2 separate regions of the Mus musculus genome follow, and region 1 is linked to region 2. A link is a contact called in ENCODE Hi-C or POLR2A ChIA-PET data. All regions are on one chromosome and are shown on one strand. Each heading gives the region's core, a stretch centred on a gene start or an enhancer-like site at or near the end of the contact. The rest is flanking DNA. Distances are from core to core; before and after follow the strand shown.

Region 1 (2,831 bases), core at 297-2,796, 34 kb before region 2:
CATGAGAATGGCACAGCTACCAAGTTGATAAAACACTTGGGAACAGAGTAAATGCTGTCAGTTCTGTAAGTGACAGTTTCTAGTACAAGGAATAATGCAAAGCCTCCTGCTAGCATGGAATCCTTCCTGTATTTTGATTACTCTTTCAGAAAAATGTAAGACTTCAAATCGCTTTCAAAGTTCTCAGGGACAAGAATGGGGACATTAACATGGGGACACAAAGATTTTTCATTCTACACAGAACTGGTGAGAGACAGGGCCAGCTCTGAACTCTGACCTGGGACATGTGTTGGTTGGTTTTGCTGTTTCTTTTTTTTTGCCCTTGAACATCAAGACACTCAGCATCAGCACCACGTCCACTATCCAGACATGGGAATGATAGGGCCCAGGACAGGGGACCGTGTGCTTTAGCTAGGTATAATGTCACTATGACTACGTGTTCAGAGAGTTTCCTCTCCTGTTCCATCAGGAATGTATCCCCTGTCTATTCTTCTAGATAATTCTCTGGTTCATCCTCCATCAAGCCACAGCCCCCAGGTTCCAGCCCTCTAGGCCTTTCACAGCTTCTGTTGCTGATGTGTCTTCTGTGGCAGTGAGTCCTGAAAGTCAACTCGCACATACGAGAACGACTATAGGAGATCAGTCTGGCTCTCCTCAGGAGTTGCCCTTATGGGGTGATCTGTGGAGTAAACTTGGATTTCATTTCACCCCACTGCCAACACATGCAGACAACCTCCGGTGTCTGATGAGGCCTTCTCTCGTCCTTTCTTTCTGTCGCTCAATTTCCTATGTGCATATACTGTCTTTAATGTGCCCAGTGGCTTGCAGCAAGGTGCTGCCAGCCTTAGAGAGAAGAAGCCAAGGCCTACAAAAGGGGAAAACATTCCACGGCATACGCAGCTTCCTCCAGGAAACCTTCCTGGATCGCCGTGGGTCCCAAAAGACTCCTCCCTCCTCTGACGCCGGAGGCTGCGGCTCATTTCCTGCACAGGTGTATCTCTTCCTAATTGGATGCAGGGCTGCTTCCAGCCTTTCAGCACCTCCAAAAGATCTAAAGTCACACTGGAGAGACTCAAAGAGTAGCAGGTGCTTGCTAGATGGCCTCGGACCAGAACTAACCCGGGATTTCCCCAAGAGATCCTTCCCTTCCTCTTGGAAGCTAGGCAGGAGTGCAGAGGCAGACTTGTGAGGAGGCCCTCCACAAGTTACTCACCGGCCCAACTAGCTATTTCTGTCTGACTCCTGGCATGATAACCAAGGCACCTCTGTGCTTGAACCAAAGCAGACAGTTTAGATGAAAAGAAAGAGCCCTGAAGAGGAGGTGAGGAGGTGCTGCTGCAGCCTAAACTGGGGGGGGGGGGGGTCACCATCCCTTCCTAGGCTCTCTTGCTCTGTTCCCTCAATAGCTCAAGGGGAGGGCTGATCAAGTGTCCCCAAGGCTAGGCAGTACAGGCAGCCTCAAGACACAGCCAGCCCCTCCCCCAGCACTTCCTAGCCCTGCGCTGACGTGGGTAAATCAGAGCCATGTGGCTGGCTCCTCTTCTGACACATGTGTCAGCTCCTCTCGAAGGCCCCTGCCCCCCTCAGCATGATGTGCTCCCTCTACACAGAACCTGGAGCTGGCTGCCTTCCATGGTAGAACTTCTGTGACATTAAATGATGACCCCCACAGCCAACTCGTTTGCCACAGATCAGCACTGCCTTGCACTGGTATGTTTTCTTCCTACATTTGTGTAGAACAGTGATTTAAAACTTGGGGTTAGGACAGGGAGAAAAGTACGGTGCCCCGCGGCAGAGAGGAGAGTGTGGGAAAGTCCTATTCGAAAATAGCGTCCACTAAATCGACTTCTCATTTCAGCAACAGGCACAGAATGAGTTAAGTCTGAAAAAGCATGAGCTTCGAAGGGCAAAAATTTACATGTGGACATTCATAGCGCACTTATTCAAAATGGCCCAAGAAAATCATCACCCAGAGGCTAGTGAACTGATAGCTAAAGTGCACTACATTCACTGGAGCAAGACCTGGCACAGCTGCAAAAAGGACCTGTGCTTTACACACACACACACACACACACACACACACACACACACGGTGACATGGATGAAACGTAAGGACAACATACTGAGCAGAAGACGCCCGATATAATCACTGCGACATAATCACTGCGTATGATTTCATTCCTGTAGAACATCAAGGAATGGGCAGAAAGCCGGGTTGGCTGTTGACGAGGGGTGGGAGGGACGAGTGATGAGTTAATGAGTGTGGGCTCCTCCGTGACTCAATGAACGATGAACACGTCCTGAGCACTGGGATAACTGTCGTGTAAATGTAACTGCATTTTAAGCCTTTGAGCTGCACTCTTTAGATGGGTGGAGCCTGTACTAAGGGACTTGTATCTCAATAAGGCACTGTGCTCTGTTTTCAAGAACTGGGAGGGCTCAGGTTTAAATGTGATCCCACCAATGCATTAACAATGGAATTCCCAAAGGTGCTCATGGTTTCCTGGCCTGGAACCTTCAGAGTGTAATTAGGATTAGAGGATGTTTGAGAGTTGATGCATACGTTGGCATTAATGGCTTTCGAAGAATTAGAGAAGGAGAAGACCATTTGCTACCTCATTACACAAGGCCCCTGCCATGTTTACAGGCAGCAAGCAGGCCCTTAGCAGAAGCTAAGCAAATGATGGTCTATGCATGATGCTCTTGGGCTTTCCAGTCTCCACGCTTTGAGCTAGATGAGCTTATGTCCCTTGTACATTATTTGATCTCAGATATTTTGCTACAGAAACAGAAAATAATGGCCTAAAACATTGGCAGAGATCAGAAATAGA
Region 2 (2,700 bases), core at 49-2,548:
CTCTATGAAATCACTGAACTTATCTTCCTAAGTCTGATTCTGGCATTAGAATTAGGCTTTCTGTACAGCCTGCTTCCGAGGATTAGTGAACGGATTCTACAATTCAGATGTCCTAATTTGAACTGATATGCTAACTTCATAAAATGACAGGCAAGCATGTGGTGGCCATTACCTCGTCCCTCTCAAATGACTGGAGCCTCTCTCATATGCTAACCAACTGGACAGAGAAGTTTCATCAGGGCTAGAATTGATTACTCAGTAATCTATAGATGCTACTGTTCCAGCTAGGGGAGAGATCTCCTGACATCTCCTGGGTAGAGAACCATGGATGCTACTCAACATGCGTCTGAGCACGGCACAGCCCTACAACAGTCAACCTGCCCAAATATCAGCTTTGCCGAGTCTGTCTGTAAACTTGGAAAACACATCACGTCAGTCTACAAGCTTGACAGTCAATCTTTGAAGACAGACTAAGACAATGAATGTTGCCTTCAGGTGATTCTGAAAAAAACAGTCATTGGTTTCCTCGGCTAGGGTAGAGGAGGTACACCTCTATCTCTGCCTTTCTTGAAATCCAAGGTAGGTCCCTGGGTCTGGGGCGTAAATGCATCCTCGGAGAATGGACGGGGCCTGGTATTCTGGACTGGGTCCCCTCTGTCCAGCCTCTCCCCACAGTTAGCTACTACATAATGTCATTCCTGATGTTTGGTTCTCCTTTGTTTAACTGATAGATGATGAGTTTGAGGAAGTGGCCAGGCCAGTGGGAAGTGGCAACCTCGGCTGCCTCCTTGACATGGGAGTCCCCAAGCACAGCAGAAGCTGGGGTGTGGTCACCTCACAAGCCGTCTTCCCTAACTTCGGCGTCACTGTCCCCATCTAAGATACAAGCCTCCCTCAGGATTTCCTTTTAAAGACAAGGAAGCCCGACATAAGGGATCCACGATGTACCATGGGCTTCATGGACATACGCTGAGTCTGGAAATATATTCCAAGATGAACTGAATGGCAGCTTTCCTGATGCCAACAAAACGCCCTGAAATGCCAGTGCATCTGTGCTCAGGCACATTTGCCCAGTTGTAGGCAAGCATGGGACAGAGATGAACAACTGTCCTGTGATTGGGAGGGAGAGGATAAAACATTGTTGTCTGAGAGTCACTCCCTCACTCCCAGGGCCAGCAATCCCTGCCACTCAGTGTAAGACAGACCACTTACAGACCTGCACTCTGTGGGAAGAACCCATGAGGGGCAGTATTCTCCTCCTCCTTCCCAGCAGTCACGTGACGCTGGGGTGTGCCAGCCTGTCCCGAGACAAACACAGTCTCTCTGGGCAGGTCCATTCCAGCCAGGCTGTCCCGATGGCACCCGCACTGACCTTTGAAAGGGAGAGACAGTTCTTGCCAAGGATTCTAGTATTGCTGGCTGCCTTTCAACAGAAGGTAAAAGACAAGCATGGAAAGTTGAGCAAGAATTGAAGGATTTCATAGTCACTTCAGACATTCAAAACTGCCACAGTGGCTTAAGACAGAGGTTCAGCTCAGGCCCAGTACTAGGAACACAAAATAAAAAACCCCAGACCTCTGGATACAGCTGGGAGGGAATGCCCAGGGTGCTGGGGATGAGATTCGCCGTAGGAGTGCGGAAGACAGAAACATCAGGCCTTACTGACACTGGTCCCAGCATCCTTCCACACACAGGCCTTCCTTTCCCAACTCACCTCCTCTTCGTCCCCTAACCACTCAGGTTTTTCTGACAAGATTCAACTCCAGAGAATGTACTAGACTGTTTCTATGGAAACTGTACTTGTAGAAAAACCCTAGAAGAGAAGCCAAGTTTGGGGGTGGGGTGGGGCACGCCGGAGCTTTTTCAGAAGACAATGAAGAGCCATGATACAGGAAAGGGAAACTGGAGAGATGTCACCGAAGAGGAGGAGCCAAGATCCACAGGAGAGAAAACAGCATGTCACTGAAGACTGAGTCCCCAGAGATCCCAAAAGTTAGTGAGCAATATGACTCAGGTCCGGCGGCACCTACCAGGGGTGTCAAGACATCAGAAGGGAAGGGAAAAAGAGGTGTTCTCCCAACTAGAGTCTATTTCTGGCCCAGTGACAAAACCAACCAAACGAAGATAACCCAAAGTGACAAGCCAAACACGAGGTGGTAACCTAGAGCAAATGACACCCAAGTCCACAGGAGAGCAAGGGCGCTTATGGAGCATTGTGAGGCTCTGTGTTCCAGTCCCAGGACTGCAAAAGATATAATAAAGCAATGAGGCAACAATAATAACAGTGTACATTGCTAAGGGAGTTGTCTGCTCAGCTGGCACTTGGAATTGTCACTTGTTGCCAGCTCTGTGAGGCTCAGCCTCATTCTGTAGCAGAAAAAAAAAAAAAAAAATTCCTGATTGCTTAGGAGCAAAGGCCAGAGGGACCTGAGTTACAGGTGTGGGAGTCTAGAAACTGAGAGGCGAAGGATCAGTGGTTATCTGTTGACCCAAATGCCCACACCTCCAGCCACGCGTCCACTGCCATGTTCACATGGAAAAGACACTGACACTTGGGGCAGGGACTATTGCTTCAGGCACACCTTGGTGCTGTTCACACAAATTCGATTCCAAGAATGCCAGAGAGATTCCACGAGGGGCCTGACAGGCTCATGATCCACTGTCCCTATGCCTGGAAGGTATTCATTGAGAGCAAGCTGG

The links. A loop is a pair of places that touch in the nucleus more often than their neighbours do. ChIA-PET counts read pairs that join two places held with the same protein, here RNA polymerase II (POLR2A).
Region 1: a map of heart shows a loop between it and region 2 (1.9-fold over the local background). The contact joins two enhancer-like sites. A Hi-C loop is called at or near these places in 3 of 37 maps with a recorded cell type or tissue (gastrocnemius, heart and v-Abl transformed pro-B cells). POLR2A ChIA-PET finds 5 or more read pairs at or near these places in 1 of 5 experiments (Patski).

Annotation. Positions count from the first base shown.
Region 1 is chr17:86,270,155-86,272,985 of GRCm38, reverse strand. The region is part of intron 1 of Prkce (protein kinase C, epsilon); the gene reads right to left. Among named protein-coding and RNA genes, the nearest start is that of 2010106C02Rik, 16 kb to the left of the region's middle. Within about 2 kb of position 1,546, at least 2 of the 3 ENCODE cell types and tissues checked have a DNase peak (open chromatin) inside an H3K27ac peak, as active enhancers do; they include gastrocnemius, where a contact is called at or near this core.
Region 2 is chr17:86,235,649-86,238,348 of GRCm38, reverse strand. The region is part of intron 1 of Prkce (protein kinase C, epsilon); the gene reads right to left. It overlaps Gm52296 (a long non-coding RNA gene), which reads left to right. Exons shown (of 2, transcript XR_003952295.1): 1 at 1-2,700. Among named protein-coding and RNA genes, the nearest start is that of Gm52296, 6.3 kb to the left of the region's middle. Within about 2 kb of position 1,298, at least 1 of the 3 ENCODE cell types and tissues checked has a DNase peak (open chromatin) inside an H3K27ac peak, as active enhancers do; it is gastrocnemius, where a contact is called at or near this core.